2 separate regions of the Homo sapiens genome follow, and region 2 is linked to region 1. A link is a loop called in an ENCODE intact Hi-C map of the cell type or tissue named here. Cell type or tissue: Panc1. All regions are shown on one strand. Links, peaks and the distances in the headings refer to the core of each region. The heading gives the core; the rest is flanking DNA. Region 1 overlaps LOC105369370 (a long non-coding RNA gene). Region 2 has its middle 31 kb from the start of MIR3164.

The links. Peaks named below come from ENCODE experiments on the same cell type or tissue, not always from the same donor. Only the 100,000 strongest peaks of a DNase experiment are listed, where the experiment ranks them.
Region 2: it touches region 1 in a loop (3-fold over the local background); 3 of 110 quality-filtered maps call a loop at or near these places.

Annotation. Positions count from the first base shown.
Region 1 is chr11:69,371,023-69,381,021 of GRCh38, reverse strand. LOC105369370 (a long non-coding RNA gene) reads right to left here. Exons shown (of 5, transcript XR_950269.4): 5 at 8,511-9,999. Among named protein-coding and RNA genes, the nearest start is that of LINC02953, 50 kb to the left of the region's middle. In Panc1, for the core only: no CTCF peak of the experiment used is centred there; no DNase peak of the experiment used is centred there; H3K4me3 peaks cover 1,124 bases; H3K27ac peaks cover 3,615 bases.
Region 2 is chr11:69,109,525-69,119,523 of GRCh38, reverse strand. No RefSeq gene overlaps it. Among named protein-coding and RNA genes, the nearest start is that of MIR3164, 31 kb to the right of the region's middle. In Panc1, for the core only: no CTCF peak of the experiment used is centred there; no DNase peak of the experiment used is centred there; H3K27ac peaks cover 4,622 bases.

The DNA of each region.
Region 1 (9,999 bases), core at 1,353-9,352:
ACCTGAGTGTGGTCTGGCTTCCCAGCTGACCGAGGTTGGTCCCCACATAGTCCCAAGTTCCAAGCAGAGCCACCCAGGGCCCCTTTGTGGGCTCTGAAAAGACAAACAAACAGCTCCAACCGGTGGAAACATCTCTGACTCTCCCAGTTCAGACAGCCTGGGCCAGGACATAGAGAGACCCCAAAGGGAGCCGCTTCAGCAGCAAACAAGCCACAGCCTGTGTGCAGGGAGCTGACCAGACGCCCTGCAGCCGCCGGGAAGCTGGCAGAGACAGATGGCGTCTGTGCTCAATGGGGCACACAGGGAGCAGAGGCCTCCGCTGGAGCCCACCCGGCCACCCGCCCGGCAGAGGCTCCTGGGCCGGCCATGCAGGCAGGGAGAGGAGCGCCAGGAGGTGGGGGATTGGCCTGCCATGAGGCCCGCTGCGTGCCCGGGCCCTCCTGGAGTCGGGTTCCTCATGGTACCAGCAGCCATGGATCGTTGTGACAGCAGAGGAAAGGCCAAGGCACCCCACACAGGCCTCCCTGGCACAGGGAAGGCGACGGGGGCCGGTTCTAGTTAGAATCTGTCCTCTCGGTCTGGACCCTTATTAGTTAAGTGCTAATATTTTATCAGTACCTGATATGAACACCTGCATGTCAGCCACTGTTCTCAGGGCTGTCCCTGCTCTATCATCTCTTGGACTCCTCAACAACCCACAATGCAACATCCGGTGATGATTCTCACTTTGGGGATAGGGAAACTGAGACCCAGGGGAGCTCCATGACAGTGCCAGAGAAATTCAATCTCTGGCCCCAGTACTCTGCCTCTGCAGTGCTCTTGCTGAGCCCCTCCAGGGATAGTGCCAGCCAAGGAGTTTCATTTTTTCTGAGTCATGTTTTAAGAGGAAGGAAAGACCAGGCGCGGTGGCTCACGCCTCTGATCCCAGCACTTTGGGAGGCCAAGGTAGCCAGATCGCCTGAGCTCAGGAGTTCGAGACCACCCTGGGCAACATTATGAAACCCCGTCTCTACTAAAATACAAAAAATTAGCCGAGCATGGTGGCATGTGCCTGTAGTCCCAGCTACTCAGGAGGCTGAGGCAGGAGAATCGCTTGAGCCCCAGAGGCAGAGGTGGCGGTGAGCCAAGATCATGCCACTGCACTTCAGCCTGGGCAGCCGAGTGAGACTCCGTCTCAAAAAATAAAAATAAAAAATTAAGTAAAAATAAGATGAAGGAAAGAGAGCTTTTCATAAAGTTAGAAGGGAACCCATTCATCAAGCACCTACTGGCTCTTGGGCAAAGATTCTCCTCCTCCTGACTCCTGCCACCTCAGCGGCTGTGGCCTCACAGTCCACACAGTCTGTACTTCCTGGGGCCCTACTGTGTGCGGGATGGGAGCCATGTGCTTTCTGAGCCTGGTCCTACTTCATCTTCTCAGCAATGCTGTCAGGCAGGACTTTGTTTTTTTTCTTTTTCTTTTTCTTTTTCTTTTTTTTTAAGACAAAGTCTGTCTTTGTCGCCCAGGCTGGAGTGCAGTGGTGTGATCTTGGCTCACTGCACCCTCTGTCTCCCAGGCTTAGGTGATCCTCCCGTCTCATCCTCCTGAGTAGCTGGAACTACTGGTTAAGTTTTGTATTTTTAGTAGAGACGGGGTTTTGCCATGTTGGCCAGGCTGGTCTCGAACTCCTGGACTTAAGGGAATCTGCCCATCTCGGCCTCCCAAAGTGCTGGGATTACAGGCGTGAGCCACTGTGCCCGGTGGAGAGGGATTTTTGTTCAGCTTTTACAGATGAGAAAAAAGAGGCTAGAAATGGTTCACCTCGTGTGTCTGACTTTAAAATGTTGAGGGAAGATGAAAAGGGAAGGGCAGGGAGGATGCTGAGTAAGGGGGTGGCTATCCGCTGTCTCCACCTCTGCGGGGAAGGAGGGTCCTTAGCCATGCCCTGTCCCACAGTGACCAGCCTCGGCAGGTGTGGCGGTACTGAGCTTTGAAACGGACAGGCGTGAAAGCCAAACCCCAGGGGCACTGTGGTCCTTGTCACACCAGGTGCTGATGATCCTAACCTGGTTCTGAGCTCCACAGGGGTGTGCACCCCGCACCCTGTGTCCAGGGCTCACCCGGTGCCTGTGTGCAGAGGGCAGGGGCCCTGTTGGGATGGAAGGACACAGAAGCCCTGTGCCACCAGCTCTTGCAGGGAGAGCATAGCCCTCGCCAGGCCAGTGGTCCTGATAGCTCGGGTGCCAGCAGATGCAGTGTGAGCTCTGGAGGGCTCAGCGGATCTTCAAGGCTTCACGACGCCCCAAATCTCAGGCCTCAGGAACGGGAGGGCTCAGAGTAGGGCAATCCCAATTCAGGCTGCGTGGGGTCCCGGCTCAGGGAGAGCAAACAGGGAGAGACAGCAGCAGCTCCAGTGTTCAAGAGAGCAGGGGCGTGACCATCCCAGCCTCCAGAACCGCCTGGCCCAGGGCTCTGCACTCAGTAGGTACCAACTAATGCGTGCCAGGGAAGGAGCTGATGAATGGGGGCTGCCTCCCTGTCCAGTCCAGGCTGTGCCTCCCCATGGGTTTCCCCGGGGCACCTCCGCGAAGCCCAGTCCGGCTTGTGGTAGAAATGGCTCTTTCGTGGACCCGTGGCTGCTCATGTCCTTCGTGTGTGTCCAGCACGGGACACCCGGCCAGCCGTGTGGGTGACAGAAGGAGGTGCCCCACCCTGAAAGGACCCCTGAGCCCAGACCTCTATGGGACCTTTTCTAGAGATCTGCCGAGCGCAGGTCTTCTCCCTGGGAGCCTGGAAGGGGAGCAGGAGCCTGTGATCGAGGGAAGCAAACCCCCTGGCATCTCCAGGGAGAAGCCCATGGGCAGGGCGTTTGGGAGGGAGGCAGCCACCGTGACATGGGACATCAGGCACCTGAGTCAGTAGCCCCAGGCAGGTCCCAGCCCTGGGAAGTCGGGGTCCACAGTGGCCCCTGCTGGGTTAGGTGTGAGGCATGGGGGCGGCTGCGCCCGTTGGGTGCTCTGTGTTACAAAGGGGCTGGACGGTAGAAGCCTTGGCCATTCTGGAGTCGCAGCCCCCGACGCTCCTGCCTGCCTGGAGTCTCCTGAGGCTGCTCGTTATATGGGAGGTCCCCAGCCCCTGCCCTGACACTTGAAGGCCATGGGAGACTGATCCCAATGTGTCTCCTTCGCCCAACTGTCTCTAGTAGGGTGAGCGACTTGTCCCGGCTCGCCCAGGACTTTCCCAGTTTCAGCACTGAAAGTCTCACATCCTGGGAACCCCCTCAGTTCCCACACATCGGAGCAGCCTCGGAACAGCCTCTGCCACCTAATCCCACAGTTTGTGCGACGCCGCCCTTGGTATCTGCTGCAGGGTGCAGGGCTCTTCACCCCTGCTCCAAGCCCCCTGCCCCCCACAGCATTGGCGTTTGAGTTCTCTCTGTTTTTAAATCAAGTAGATTTTTTCCCAGAGAGGTCCATTTTCAGCTCCGACTGACTCTAGATGAGAAGCTGCATGCCATGCCAAACAGAGCTGGGCACGTCGCCCCCTGGGGTGGCCATGTGCGTTCACGGGTGGGCGTGTGCGTTCCTGGGTGGGCGTCTGCGTTCACGGGTGGGCGTGTGCATTCCTGGGCGGGCGTCTGCGTTCACGGGTGGGCGTGTGCATTCACGGGTGGGCGTCTGCATTCACGGGTGTGCGGTTGCATTCCTAACTGGGCGTGTGCGTTCCTGGATGGGCGTGTACGTTCACAGATGGGTGTGTGCGTTCCTGGGTGGGCGTGTATGTTCCTGGGTGGGCGTATGTGTTCACGGGTGGGTGTGTGCGTTCACAGGTGGGCGTGGGCATTCCTGGGTGGGCGACTGCATTCACGGGTGGGCGTGTGCGTTCACAGGTGGGCATGGGCATTCCTGGGTGGGCGTCGGCATTCCTGGGTGGGCGTGTGCGTTCCCAGGTGGGCGTGTGCGTTCCCCAGTGGGCGTGGGCGTTCCCAGGTGGGTGTGTGCAGGAGCACTCGGGGTGTGTTCTTGTGTGTGCTGGGTGTGTTGGTGTGTGCGGGTGTGTGCCTCCAAGCCCTGCCTTCTCCTACCCAGGGACCTGCCCTGCCACAGAGCCAGTTTCTGACCCTGCTCTCACCCCTCTGGGCCACCAGCCCCCATCTCACCCTCTCCCGCCTGTCAGTTCCCCAGGGTGAAGGCGAGAGGGTGAAGGCGAGAGGGTGAAGGCGAGAGGGTGAAGGCAAGGGTCTGATGGGTTCGTTACTGTCTTATCCCTCCCAGACAATGGGAAGAAGGGCCTCCTGGAGGCCTGGCAACCCCATCTGGCCCCATTTTGGGCTGAAGGCATGGGCCTTGGCTGGACCCCCAGACCCCTGGCACCCCCTTCCCAGGAAGGGAAGAGGAAATGTTCAAATGCTCCCCACGGCCCCGCAGGCACCAGCCTGAGGCCCATTTGAGACCACCCCCAACACCACCCCAAGATCCTCGAGGCCACCCCAGATAGGGCCTGCAGAGGCTTCTGGGCTCAAAGCTGCTCAGAGAAGGGGCTGGGCTCAGCACAGAGCCAGCAACCCTGGAGGAAGGGCCGGAGAGCTTTCAGCCGAGGGTCATTGTGAAGCCGAGATTAGACCCAGGTGTCCCCGACTCACCGCTCTGCAGCTGTGTGTTGTGGGCTGACCCCAGTCGCCTCATGTGTACGCTGGGGTGATGATAGGAATTACCTTCCTCATAGGCAGCTCCAAGACCCATTCATTCATTCACACATTCATTCATTCTGTAGATAATGATGGAGACGCGCCCACCATAAGTCAGATGCCCTGGGCATGGTGTGAGGACCTTGAGCTGGAAAGGACACGCTTCCGGGCCCCAAACTGACATCTAGTGGGTGGGGTGGGGAGTTGGCTGTGAAGGGCAGACAAACAAGCGGGTTGTTGGGGAGCCGCGGATGACGCAGGAACTGCAGGCAGGCGTGGGCCACAGGCCAGGAGCCCGCTTCCTGGGTCCTCGGAGCCTGGGCCCTCGGTGCCCATGTGTCCCTGGCCTGAGAACCCCTTGCTCTTCGCCTGGGGAGGGCCAGATGGGGGCCCTTTAAAGCCGGGGCCTGGAGAGGGAGCTGCGTGCTCTGGGCCCAGCTAACTCTCTGGTGCTCCCCAGCATGTCTCATCTTCCCAAATCACCCAGACGTGCTGACACCCCACTCTGTGCTGTCCCTGGGACCACCACACCCACTCCTCCCTGGGGGATCCTCTCCTGATGTCTTTACCCCTATGTCTCCTTCCTGTGTGCAGTTGGCTGAATCATGGCCCCCAGACGTCCACATTCTAATCACAATTCACATGGTGAATGTGCGACCTTACCTGGCCAAAAGACTCTGCAGACGTGACTGGACTATCCCTGGGTGACCGAGGAGCCGGTCTGTGTGGCCCCAGGCCCAGGGAAGTAGCTGCTGTTGTGAGGACAAACAGGACAAGGAGGAGGAGGCCACCCCTGAGAACAGCTCTGCACAGCGGGGCTGACCTGCTGGCCACACTGCACAGCCCGGGACACACACAGAAACCTGGGGCCCACGCCGGCCGCCACTCTCACCTATGGGCTGAGGGACTCACAACTTTGCTGGCACCTGTCCCTGCTGAGACAGTGTGAGGACAGGGAGCTTTCCTTCTCACTGCACCAAGGCCTCTCCCCAGCCCTGCTCAGGGCTAAACCCATCCTCTTCTGGAGTAAGAGTCTGCAGGGGGCCCCTGCCAGCATGAAGTGTGGCCTCTCCAGTGCCACCTAGGGACCCCAGGGAGTCCCAGGCCCATTCTCCCTCTCAGCACAGTTGGAGGAAGTGGGTCAAGTGGGGTCCTGTCTGCCCAAGGTCACACTTCGAACCCTGACAGTGACAAACAGGGCACCAGACCCCACATCTGGGCTCAGACTCCATATCTAGAGTCACCCTGAACCATCTCCTCTACCAAGGGTCTCTGGGAAAAGGCCAGCCTGGTGACCCCTCAGGCCCAGGGCGAGCCCTGTCCTTTCCATGTGGCCTCTGTAGAATGTGACCTCGTCCCTCATGGGCCGCTCAGCCCCAGGCAGTAGACTGTGCTGGGAATGGGCTTCCTGCTCTTGCAGCCCCATGCATGGGGGAGCAAGGTGAAGAGGCAGCTACCCCTGGGGTCCCCCCACCCCAGTGCCATCCGGGGAAACCTGGGGAATGAGCAGGGCCCTCCCTGGCCGCAGGTCTGGTTCATCTTGGCCCCAGACTCCGGCCCACCCCCACATGGAGCAGTGGACGGCAGTGGAGAGGGTCCTGGCTGAGCTGCAGGATCTGCAGGAAGCAGACCCATGCAGAGGAAGTGTCTGGTGGGATAAGCTGCCGCCTGGCTGCGAGCAAGATCTGCCCCACCCACCCCGGGCACAACAGGCTCCCAAGGGGTGGGCTGGGGAGGAGCCTCCGAGGCCTGAGGTGCCCTGTCCTGGGCACAGGAGGCCGCTGGAGAGGAGGCCACACCCATCAGGCCTGTTTTCCTCTGCAGCTGTAACACGCCAGGTGTGGGTCGCAGCTGAGCAAGTGCTGACAGCTGGTGTTCCCATGCTCCTGGGGGCAGCATCTCGCAGCCACTCCAGGGGCCATGTGCACGCTGCCTGCCACCCGGCCCCGCCTCCCCCAGATGGAGGTGAGTCCAGGAGGTCAAGTCCTGCCCCAGCTCAGCCACCAACTCCCAGGTGCCTGACTGGGTGCCGCACTCTACGAAGAATCTGTTTCTTCGCCCATGGCGGTGTGCCCTGCTCCACGCCCACCATCTGCCTCACCCTGTGCTACAGTTCCTGCAGGCACCATAGTGCAGCACCGCAGGCTGGGGCTTCCAGGGCAGACATGTGTTCTCCCACATTCTACAGGCTGGAAGTCCAAGGTTAAGGTGTCGCAGGCCTGGGTCCTCCTGAGGCCTCTCTCTCTGGCTCGCGGGTGTCGCCTTCCCCCTGTGTCCTCACACGGTTGTCCCTCTGTGCATGTCTGTGTCTCAATCTCCTCTTCTTATAAGGACAGCAGTAGGGCCCATTCTAATGGCCTCATTTTAATTTAACTACTTTTTTTTTTTTTTTGAGACGGAGTCTTGCTCTGTCACCCAGGCTGGAGTGCAGTGGCGTGATCTCGGCTCACTGCAACCTCTGCCTCCCAGGTTCAAGAGATTCTCCTGCCTCAACCTCTCAAATAGCTGGGACTACAGGCACCCACCACCATGCCCAGCTACTTTTTTGTATATTTAGTAGAGATGGGGTTTCACCACATTGGCCAGGCTGGTCTTGAACTCCTGACCTCAGGTGATCCACCTGCCACAGCTTCCCAAAGTGCTGGGATTACAGGCGGGAGCCACCACGCCTGGCCTTAACTTAATTACCTTTTTAAAGATTCTGTTGCCAAATACAGTCACATTCTGGGGCACAGAGGGTTAGGGCTTCAACTTAGGAATTTTGAGGAGAATGTAACTCAGCCCATAACACTCCCCAAGGAAGTAGAAGACCACCATTGGTTCACTCATGCATTCACTTACCCCACAGATACTGGGTGGGTGCCCTGCAGAGCTGTGGACAGTGGTGGCCATGAGGGATAAGATGGCCAGGGGTGACCCCAACCTCAAGGGGCTCACAGACTGGGAGGCAGAAAGGAAAGATGGATGAGACAGGCAAACACAATCTTGAGGTTTAGAGTCATGCTGGGCCCCTTCTTCTCTTGCCTCCTCCATCTGATGCAGGAATCTAGTAAGCCCTGCTTCCAGAACCTTCTGGAACCTGCCCGCCTCTACACACGGCCACCACCCTGGTCCACTTGCATCTCTATCCTGCCCCAGCTGCTGTCCTTATGCTCATAGCGCCCAGGGATCCTGCCTAGCCTACGTCAGACTACAGCCCTCCTCTACTCAGAACTTACCGTGGTTGCTTGTTCCCATCAGAGTAAATGCCCAGGTCCCCACAACAGCCTGGAAGGCCATACCGGGGGTGGCTGTGACCTGCTGTCCACGTCTCCCACTGCCCACCCTCTCCCCTGCTCCAGCCGCCCGGACTCCTCACTCCTGCCTCAGGGCCTTTGCATAGCCATAGTTCCCACTACCTGGGACACCCACAGAGCTCTTCCCCTCTCTTTCTCCAGGTCATAAGTGAGGCCACCTGACACCCTTCTTTCAGTCGCCCTCCCCACCCTCTGATTTGCTTCCTGCTCTGACTCTCTCTCTAACATGTATCCCCTGCAGCCCAGACAATTTCCTTCTTTATTTTGCTTGTTCTTTCTCCCTCCACCAGAATGTTGTCTCCACGAGGGTAGAAAATTCCAGTTTCATCATGGCTGTGTGCCCAGCACCTAAAACAGGGCCTGGTGCTCAGTGCTTGAGTGCATCTGACAAGTTATTATTTTTTGCTCAAGCGTCGGCAAACATTTCTGTAAGTGGCAGATGGTCAATGTTTTTGGTTTCGCGGTCCTGAAGTCTCTGCCAGAGCTCCCCGACTCTGGCATTGGAAAGCAAAGCAGCATAGACAACATGTACAAGAATGGGCATGGCCATGTTCCAATAAAACTTTATTTTAAAAAGCAGGTGGGGGCAAGATTTGGCAGGTGGGCTGTAGCATGCAGGCTCCTGGTTCATCTAATGAGTCAGCGACTGATCCCCACACTCCACAAACCCACAGACCCTCTCTCTGACAGCCCTCCCTGTCCTGGCCATGCCCTCCACCCCAGATCTGTACCATCCATAAACTTCCAAGGCCACCAGGACATTTGCAGCTCTTGGTTCTTTGGGCCCCTGGAGTCCCCAAGGAGGAGGCTGGGCAGGCACAATTCTCCCCATTCTGCAAACAGCAAAGATGAGGCTCAGCCAAGCCAGCATTCAGGGCCATGGCTGAGAGGCATGTGGCCCTCTCTCCTCCCGCTCTCTTCTTTACCTCACTTCCGGGGCAAACTGTACCACCTGACGCTGCCGTAGCCGTCTGCCCTTTCCTCCCGGATGGCCTTCCCAGCCGCCCTCTCCTCAGTTCCACCCAAGCCCTCAGATACGGTGTCTCGGGGCAGCCATCTTGGTGCACCCCGAGCCAGCCCTTCCTGCGTTCTGTGTCCTCCTGGAGGATTTGTCAGGTTCCCCAGAGCTTCTAGGAGAGACGCCAAGTCCTGAACCTCAAAAGAGATGAGAGAATCACAGACCAGCGGCCCTCAAGTCCTCTTGGCCCCCCACAGTGCTGAGCACACTCTGCCTGGTGCTGAGGCTGCTGCTGGGGCTGGGCACTGTAACTTGGATGCGAGTTACCTGCTGGTCCCAGCAGCAATTGCGCCTGCACTCTGCTAGTGCCTGCACTCTTCTAGTGCTGGGCCTTCACTCATCTCCCTATGTGCATTCCAAGCAGTACCCCTAGACACTGTTACCATCCCCATTACAGCTGAGGAAACTGAGGCACGGAGAGGTGAAGTAACATTCCCACAACCACACAACACAACAGGCATTCAGGCAGCATCTGTCTGTCTCCAGCGATTACCTTTTTGGTTCCCTCTGAAAGAAGACTTTCTAAAGGATGATTACTGCTGGGCTTTGAAGGATGAATAGAAGTTCACCAAGGAAAATGGTGCAAAGCGCAAAGGCAGGAACTGCTCTGGTCTGGGTGTGCAGACAGCCGCAGGAAACTGTGGAGGCATAGACACGGAAAATAATGTGAGAAACCTTCAAACACCAGTCCAGTCTCTACCCACAAAATGGAATAAGAACGGGACCAGTCATGGAGGTTGTTTAGGGTTCAGGCTGAACCCCACCACTGCTTCTTTTCCTGGAGGTTTGGGGGGCCAGAGGCTGATCTAACATTCCGAGGCCAACCTGGCAAACACTTGCATCCAGTTCTCTACTTTCTGCCCACAGCTTTGGCCGTCACCTGTTGTGCGGTGCGGACAGACACAGCCCGTGGGAGCACACCCCAGGGCCCCCCGGCTCCTCACTCACATGGAAGTGAGCACCCACAAACCACTGTGGTGGAGACCCACCGGTTACAAGCAAGGAAACCCACTCTCAC
Region 2 (9,999 bases), core at 1,271-9,270, 260 kb after region 1:
TCCAGGGATAGGCAGTCTAAGGCACCAAGAAGTCAACAGGAACCAAGCTTCCTTCCAACTAATTCACCACTCCCAGGGTGTGGCTCTCAACCTCATAGTCTAAGATGGCTGCAAGAGCTCCAGCCATCACATCCACATTCCAAGCAGCAAGGAATGTGGAAGGGAGAAAGGAGGTGTGCCTAATTCCCTGGAAGGAGACTTCCTAGAAGACCCACGCTGCTCACATCTCATTGGCCAGAACTGAGTCACACACTCAGTGGTAGAGCATGACAGTAATGACCCCTAATTTATTCACACTCCCTCATATGACTGTTTGACAATGTCACTCCTCCCACCAGGAGATGAAGTTTATTTCTCCACCCCTGAATCTGGACTTGGCCTGTGACTTGCTTTGTCCAAAGGGACGAAGCAAACAGGATGCAAGCAGAGGCTGGAAAAGCTTTTGTGCATGCAGGCTGCTATGTCGGTACCGGGACCTCCCGCCAGCACATGAGCAAGGCCGGGCTGATCTCCTGAGGATGAATGAGCACATAGGGAGAGCATCGCTGTCCCAGCAGAGGCCCCCAACATGGGAGAGAGGCCATCCCCAACCATCCAGCCACAGCCAGGCCAGCCCGGATCAGAAATCTTGCTTAGCCAACTCACAGAACCTGGAGAAATAATGAACCCTCGCTGTTTTAAGCCACAATGTTTTGAGGTGGTTTGTTACACTGCAAAAGCTAGCTGATACACTTCTCCAGCAACAGGGAGGCTAGGCAATGCAGCCTACTCAATGGACCACAAAGCTCCTACACTGGATTTTTGAGTCTAAAGGGAAAGGAAGTAGGCCCAGTGGCTCACGCCTGTAATCCCAGCTACTGAAGAGTCTGAGTTCAGAGGATCACTTGAGGCCAGGAGTTTGAGACCAACCTGGGCCACACAGCAAGACCTTGTCTCCAGCAAAAACAAAAAAATTGTTTTAATTAGCCAGATGTGGTGGCTCATGCCTGTAGTCCCACCTACTCAGGCAGCTGAGGCAGGAGGCTCACTTGAGCCCAGGAGTTTGAGGTTTGCCAGGCTGGAGTGCAGTGACAAAATCATTGCTTAAGCTATGATGCTGCCACTGCACTCCAGCCTGAGTGACAGAGCAAGACCCATCCCCAAAAAAATAAGTAATTAGGCCAGATGCAGTGACTTATGTCTGTAGTCCCAGGGCTTTGGTAGGCCAAGGCGGGCAGATCACTTGAGCCCAGGAGTTTGATACCAGCCTGGGCTACATGGTGAAACCCAATCTCTACAAAAAATACAAAAATCAGCCAGAGGTGGTGGCATGTGCCTATAGTACTAGTACAGTCTAGGCACTGGACTATACTATAGCAGTAGTCCCAGCTACTTGGGAGGCTGAGGTAGGAGGATCACTTGGGCCTCGGAGGTCGAGGCTGCAGTGAGCCATGATTGCACCACTGCATTCCAACCTGGGTAACAACGCCAGACCCTGTCTCATAAATAAATAAATAAATAAATAAATAAATAAATAAATAAATGGAAGGAGAAAGTGAACATAGGACCCAAGCTCAGTAGCCCCCACCACACCCAATTCCTGCTCTGGCCTTGCCCCCAAGAGTGCAGAAGAGAGGCATGGTAGTCCTCCCCTTGCTCCGAATTTCTGTTCCTGTATCACCGTGATGCCAGGCCATTTCAGGAAGGGGCTCTGAGCCAGCCATGCTGAGGTCTCACCACCATCTCTCTGTGGGTGACCAGTCACACAGGATCTCTTCCTCAGATGGTCTTCCCTGTGGTCTCCCCACAAAGCATCCTCCATCCTAGACTCACTGCTGCCCCAGCTCCTGCACTCAGCTGTCCCCAGAAGCCTGAGCCAGGCACCCTTCGTGCCCCACACACCCACCACCTATGTCCAGCCGCTCGGGCAGCCCGGGGCAGCCATGCCTGTGACGTTCAATACCCAACTCCTGGAGTCATGTAACGCCCAGAGGGACAGAGACAGAGGCCCTTCTCGCTCCCCTTCCCCAGCGCCTCGCTCAGGGCTGAGCACAGGATGGATGCAAAGAACAGGGAAACTCCACGGAAGGAGTTCCTGAAGTTTCTAAGGACACTTTCCGTACAGTTCAGGAGGGGACGCTGCACTGTCCCTGATGCTCACCACGGTCTGTCCCTCCTGTCCTAACCACGCTCCCCGTACAGCTCAGGAAGATAACACTGCACTACCCTGATGCTCACCACGTCTCTCCCTTCTGTATTCTTCAGGCTCCAAAACGCTTTCACATTCTCTCTCTCAGCCTTCAAAGTAACACTACCTAGGGCTATACCAGGCGACATTATTCAGCTTTACAGAGGAAAAAACTCTGATCCCCAGGATAAACGATAAATGGCTGCTCATCCCAAAAGACGTGGCCATATTTGATTATTCTGAGTCATCCCAACCTGACACAAGGTACCCTTGGGGACAGGGGGGCAGACAGAACACCCTGGGAAGCCCCCAGGTGGCTTCCATGTGACGAGAATTGGTAAACTGAGGGCTGTGTTGGGGTTTGCCCCGTGGGCCGGGTGCCCTGGGCAGCCCAGGCCTGGCAATAACTCACCCTGAGCTACCTCAGTTTACCTGGCTGTGAAATGGACTGGGAAGACCAGGTCAGGGGTCCCAGGCAGGGTCGGGGGTCAGGGGTGGGGTTCGCTGTGGCAGACAGGTGAGGGCCTGCCCCACCTAAAGCTTCTGCTACTCAGCAACCTCCAGTCACTGCTGGAGGGGGCCGGCCAAGCAACACCAGGTCCTCTGGAAATTGAGATGAATTCATGAAACCTCCTGTAGCGGCCTGCATGGTGGCTTCGAAAGACGTGTCCACGTCCTAACCAAATGTGGCCCTATTTGGAAACAGGCATCTGCAGATGCAATTAAGGACCTTGAGGTGAGATCATCCTGGAGAACCCAAAATCCAATGACCAGCCTCCTCCTGAAGGCTCAGAGGAGAGACACAGGGAGAAGAGATGGGGGCCACATGAAAACAAGGCGGAGACTGGAGCGGGGCAGCCACAAGCCACAGGGCACCTGGAGGCACCAGGGCAGACAGAGGCCGGGGTCCCTCCCTGGAGCAGTCGGAGGGAGCGCAGCCCTGCCTACATCTAGATATCGGGCTTCGGCCCCAGCACTGGGAGAGAAGGCATTTCTGTGGTTTCCAGCCCCCACCAGTTTGTGATCTTTTGTTACGGCAGCCGCAAGAAATCTCCCAGCTGACACGGCCGGCTCGTTTCTTTCACTAGTACTGAAGGCGCCAGAACATATGTCACGGCCACCCTTGTCCTGGGGGTCCCGGCCAGCAAGGCCTGGACTCCAGATCACAGCCCTGCACTGGAAGTCAACGAGGAAACAGCCCCCAACATGTGACGTCGAGGAGGCGAAGCCCACCTCCCAGGCCGCAGGCTGCTCTCTGGAGAGTGGACGGTGACACGCCTCCTTCAAGGACCCTGGCTATGACGGCCTTTGTAAACTGCAAAGTGCCTTCCAGGTTACACGGTGGGGTTATGAATGGGACTGAGTTCCTATCTCCCGAGAGTGAGAGTGCGAGTTCCTGACCCATGCCCCACCCCAGGAACGGCCAGGGCACAGAGGCCAGTGCCGGGAGCCGGACGCTGAAGGTCCCGCAGTGGCCTGCAGCACCCCTGGGGCTGCACCCGCCTGCTGGGAGAGGAGCGGCCCCGCCCTCCCCCAGGGGAGGCGGCCGTCACATGGCAGAGGTGCCAAGCTGGTGAAAGGCCGCCCTCCCTGTCCTGGCACCGCCGTCCACTGCAAATGCCTGGCCAGAGTCGGTGCCAGCAGCCTTCAGGGGCTGTCATGTGCCCAGGCTGCTGGCAGCTGCTGGTCAAGGGGCCTTGCCCTCCCTCTCTCTGGACACACCTTTGATTCGGAGGAATGTGTGTGTGTGCTTTTTATTCCTTGAAGGGGAAAAAGCTCTCTCTCGGCAGAATTCTTCCCGGGACCCCGGCTGCTGACCGCTGGTGAGGGGTCCTGGGAAGGTCAGGCCTCCGAAGGGACCTCCGCCCCTGCCTTCCCACCACCCTCCCTGACACCGCGAACACACTCCGTGCCTTCTGTTGCTTGGGAAGGATTAGAGGGTCGTGGCTTTAAATCCCACCTCTGAGATTATAAATCCTGGAATCCAACCCTGCCTCCGAGCTGGTGACCCTGGGCAAGTCCCTCCATCCCCCTGACCCACAGCTTGTTCATCCACATCATAGGGATATTCCAGAGGGCTCGACAGAGGACTAAGCACAGTGAAACCGTGCTCCTTCTCAGCTCCACAAGGGCACTCTGAGAGTTTTCACCTTCCGGGGGTTATTAATGATGACGCCAGGGCGACAGGTGTCGCCCGGGACTTTGGGGCAGACTGGGATGTTTGGCAGGCTCTGATTAAATAAGATAACGTACATCAATAAGATAACATCCTTGGCTCAGGCCTCCTAGCAAGTGCTCCGCAAACACTAGTGATCGCCACTCCCAACTTCTCCCAATCCAGGCTACGTGCCCGTGGTCCTGTCACCAGCTGCTCCAAGCTTCAGTCTCTGTAGGACAGAGCTGATCACTTGGAGCTGAGCCTTCCTAGGCCACGCTGGTCGCAGAGCAACTGCCCTGCAAGGGAGTTTCATTTATTCATAATAAATCCTATGTTAAGGCTGAGAGTGAGAAAAGCCTTTTTGTTTCTGGCATTTTCTCTCCTAAGCAAAGCCTGGTGCAGACAGAAGGAAATCATGATCCGTCCATCTCAGCACCAGGAGTTCTCGGTGGAGGGCCCATTGCCAGGTAGAGGGACTTCTGGAAGAGCAGCCATAGGTTCCCAAGGAGCTGGAGGTCATGCGCCAAAGGTGCAGGTTTTGCTGGGTTCACAAAGGGGCCGAGGGGCAGGGGCCCAGTGACCACCTGGCCTCAGGCCCCAGAAGGACCCCTGTAGGCAGCTCGGCATCACCAAGGGCAGCTCCCAAGAGATCATCAGGAGCCTAGAGGCCACCCCCATGTGAACAATGGGGCCCTGGATCCCTACGAAAGAGGGTGGCAGAGCTGGACATGAAGCCGGCACCTGGCACAGGTCCTTCTCTTTCCTGGGTGAGGCCTGGGGCTCTCCCATTCTGGAAGGCATGAGCATAAAAGCACCTCCCTGTGGCACCCCCAGCCCCTACGCCCGGGGGCCAGCTTGCCTTTTTGCTCCACACACCAGGGTCATCCTCACGCAGTCAGGGAAAACATCCCTACCCCTCGGTCCCCACAATATTCCAAACCCATCACTGAGCACTTCCGAGCGAGAGCTGGGCCACAGCCTCCCTGACCTTCCAGAAGGGCTGTCGCACAGCCTGTTTGCTAACATGAAAAAACCGGGCTCAGAAAGGTTAGGTAACTTGTTCAGATCACACAGCTGCGAGGGCTGGGCTCGAGCCCAGGTCCATCTGGCTCCACCGCCTATGTTCTGGGCTGAGCTATAAAACTGCACACCCCTCACCCACCTCCCCACATACTGGTCCGTCTATCCCTCGGCCACAGTGCTCAGAGCTGCCTCTGGCCCCAGAATGCATGGAGGTGGAAGGAGACCCAGGAGGAAATGAGACTCATGGAAAGGGAATAACGTGATGAATGCAGCACTAGAGCCCAGAGACAGGGACAGGGGAGGCCTCCTGAAGAGGGGCGTCGGGGTGGGGCAGGTTGGCCAGGTGGGGACGAGGGGACAGCAGAGGGAACAGCAGTGGACACGCACAGAGAGAGACAGCAGAGGGAACAGCAGTGGACACGCACAGAGAGAGACAGCGGTGCCATGTCCAGGCAGCTGCAGGACGTTCTCGAGGCTGCCCTGAGTGAAGGTGTGGGGAAAGGAGGGGCCGGGCTTCGCTGGGCATTCTAGGCTCAAACCAGGGGTTGGGGCTTTTCTCTTAGATTGAATCCTGAAGAGCCATAGACAGTTCTAAGCCCAGGGTGAGTGACAACACTGACCATTTGGAAGTGCCCACCAGAGGCCACGTGTCCCAGAATGAGAGGAGTTAGAACAGGGAGTTGCCGGGAGGGGAGATGGCACTGAGCTGAGGGCGGGGAGGGAGAACAGGCGGCCTAAGGAGGTCTGAGACGGGACTGGGCGGCAACATGAACCAGCTGGGGGTGAGACCGGGAGCCCACACACTGAAGGCACATTGGTTTTTAATGCCTTGCAATTGCCTTTGATTCTGCAAGAGAACGACATTTCTGGAAGCTCTGCTAGAAAATCTGATTAGTGCAAAACGAGAATCTATTCATGAGTGTGGCTGCTCCCCAACTCCCACCCCATCGACCTGCCCAACCCTCCTGTCCAAGAAGCCGCCTGAGGATTCCCAACCCGACCAAAAGCTGCACTTTGGCACGAACCTTTTGTAGGTAGAGAACGTCAAAAATGCAAGTCTTACAACGAGGACAGGACAGTGTCCTGGCCAGGCCTGGAGGCCGAAAGGTGGAGAAGAGGACACCCAGACCCCATGGTTGTCCAGGACGTAGAGAGAGCCCCTGTTTTATTGCTGTTTTTGCTGGGGGGGTGGGGAGGAGTCTCGCTCTGTTGCCCAGGCTGGAGTGCAGTGCCGCGATCTCGGCTCACTGCAACCTCCGCCTCCCGAGTTCAAGCGATTCTTCTGCCTCAGCCTCCTGAGTAGCTGGGACTATAGGCGCCCATAACACCTGGCTAATTTTTTGTATTTTTAGTAGAGATAGGGTTTCACCATATTAGCCAGGATGGTCTCGATCTCCGGACCTCGTGATCCGCCCAACTCAGCCTTCCAAAGTGCTGGGATTACAGGCATGAGCCACCGCGCTCAGCCTGATTGCTATTTTATTCTGGGGGAAACACACCAAAGTAGGAATGTCAGAATCAAATCATTGGTGCCTTTTTAGGGCAGACGCCCACAGTCTTGTGAAGACACCATGGTGAAGGGTTCACAAGGGGATTGAACTCCCAGAAAGGATAATGAAGTGTTCACACCAGAGCCTGAGGGAGCCAGGGAGGCCTCCACATGGGCCCCAGCCCTGGCATCAGGAGAATTCGCCCCACCCGCTGGGGAAGGCGGCGGCCCACCCAGCCATGGCCCAATGGCCAGGCGGAATCAGCACGCTGGGCTGAGCTATCTGGGGCCAGAATTCGGAATGCCACACGTAGCAAACAGTTAATGATCAACTGGTCACCCCTATCCAAAAGACCTAAAACTAATAGGGCTATAAAATGTGTAAAATATCTGCCCCCGACCAGACCAGACAAGACAGCTTAGGGCAGTGAACATTTCTCTGTGTTCCCTTTCAATAACCTTGTGCTGGGAGGCAGGCCATGGGGCCACTCCTGTGGGAAAATTTTCCCGAAGCAAGCCATTTGGTCAGAAAGGCTTCCCATGCTCTCCTCAGCACCCCGTCCCTGGCCACGACCCCTCTCCCCTTGCAGCCAGAGCTGAAGGGACACAGATTCTTTCCCAAGTTGCACATTTTGGGAAGAAGGCTGGAGTGTTTTAAATGAACCATGTAAATGCCCCTTGAAGGGGAAAGGAGGGCGCCAGGGGAGTGGGAGTGGACCTCCCATCCATGCACAGGCCTTCGCTCTCCTGTCCTGACACAGAGAGTGACTTCTGCTAGAGCTGCTGACTTCTGCCAATTTATATGCTAATTCCAGAAATGATTCTTCCTACATTAAATAAAAGCTGAGGAATGTTCCAAAGGTCTGAACAGACTGTACCATTAACAGACAGAGGAGAGCTGCGCAGGCCCTGCCCACAGGAGTTTTGAGCGTGTGAACTTGTGTGCAGCTCACACTCTTGCCTAATTTTAGGCGCACGTGCTCCTTCGGCTGACTTGCCAAAATAAAACTGCTTCGGCATCCAAAGCCTCCCCATGCCCATCTTGACCTTGTGGTCCCCTTTTGGAGTAACCTTCTGAGAAAGCAGAGACTGCAAAACAGAATTGGAAGGGGGCCACATTGAGTTCACACCCCAGAGTGATCACCTGACCCTGAGTCTGTCAGCATCATCAGAGTATGGCCCCCCGACCCAGTGCCTGAGCCCCCCGCCTCCTCCACAGCCTCTTCATTTTCCCCACCCACCCCTACAGACACCAGTCTTCCCACTTCAACAAGCCCTTCCTTCTTCAGACGCTTTGCACATTCTGTTCCTCCCACTGGGACTGCGCTTCTCTGCTCCCGACCAGGTCACTCTGGCTCATCCAATTCATCTCAGCTCACTTGCCAGAGAAGCCCACTCTGAGCACCAGGTGAGGGGGGCCTGGTTATACACTCTTAGTGAGTGCTGTACCTTCCTTCCTGGTGGTCCTCACAATTCTAGTAGATTTGCATAATCATTTCTTCAGAGCTTCCCAGCCTCCTGAGAGCAGGAACTAGGATCCATCCTGTATCCCCAGTACCAACAAGAATGTTTGTCATAGACTACAAAGAGGGAAGTAGGGAGTTTGGATAGATATTTGGGGAATGTTTGGATGGATGGATGGATGGATGGATGGATGGATGGATGGATGGATGGATGGATGGATGGATGTATGGATGGATGGATGGATGGATGGATGGATGGATGGATGGATGGATGGACAGACGGATGGATGGATGGATGGATGGATGGATGGACAGATGTTTGGATGGATGGATGGATGAATGGATGGATGAATAGATGGGTGTTTGGATGGTTGGATGGATGGGTGTTTGAATGGTTGGATGGATGGATGTTTGGATGGATGGATAAATGTTTAGATGGATGGATGGATGGATGGATGGATGGATGGATGGATGGATGTTTGGATGAATGTTTGGATGGACGGGTGGATGTTTGGATGGATGAATGGATGGATGGATCGATGTTTGGATGAATGAATGGATGGATGAATAGATGGATGTTTAGATGGATGGATGGATGTTTGGATGAATAGATGGATGTTTGGATGGATGGATGGATGAATGGATGGATGTTTGGATGGATGGATGGATGGATGTTTGGATGGATGGATGGACGGACGGGCAGACGGACGGATGGATGGATGGATGGATGTTTAGATGGACAGATGGATGGATGGATGGATGGATGAATGGATGGATATTTAGATGGATGGATGGATGGATGGATGGATGGATGGATGGTGGGTGGAGAAAACTGGTCATACCCCAGAAAGACAACTGTCTTGGTAGAATAATTTGTATTTCCTGCCTTTCTCTCCCTAGAACTCTACAAAGGTCTCAGTCAGGGACCCCACTGGCTGTGTCCCCCAGTCGTAGCCTCAGAGACAGAGAACCCCACCAGGCCAACCTCTTGGCCCCATGTTTTCCAGCACTGTGCACTGCTCACACAGTTCTCTCCTAGAACACTTGCACTTCCAGAAGCCCTCTCTCCCAAGGATCCCAACCTCTTCCTCCAAGTAGATGCTAGGGCACTGCATCTGCCAACTTCTCTCTCTTCCATGCCAGGACACACTGAACTCAGCCTCACACAGGCCTGAGGTCTGTGCCAGAGTTGGCCACTTCCTAGCTGATGACCCTGAAGCCACAGACTTTCCTCTCTGAGCCTCGGTTTCCTCATCTGTATAAAGGGCCTCATAAGGGAAAGTAGGAAGGATTAAATTTGATAATGTGTGCCAGATGCCAGTGCTGTGACTGATACAGGAGATGATTAACAAAGTAACATGAGGATTGATGTATTGATTGATTTATCAATTGATTGATTTGCAACTCTGAAGGGAGCAAGTGTTCTTCAAGGCAGCCAGGTGGGAGATGCCTAAAGGCAGAGCATGGCAAACGGTGGTGCTGCCCTGTCTTGATCTTGGTCAACACCTCAGCTATCTCCCACCTCAGAGTGAGCAAGAAAATGGCCACATCTCCCAGCTCTTGATCTAAAGAGTTTGCAGTGCCTGATTAAAGTGATCAGTTGTCTCCCTTGCAGACTCAAAAATGCCTGGAGCCACCCCTGCAGATCCTCACTTCTCACTTCTCCACTGCACAGCTCAAAGGCCATGGACATCCCAGC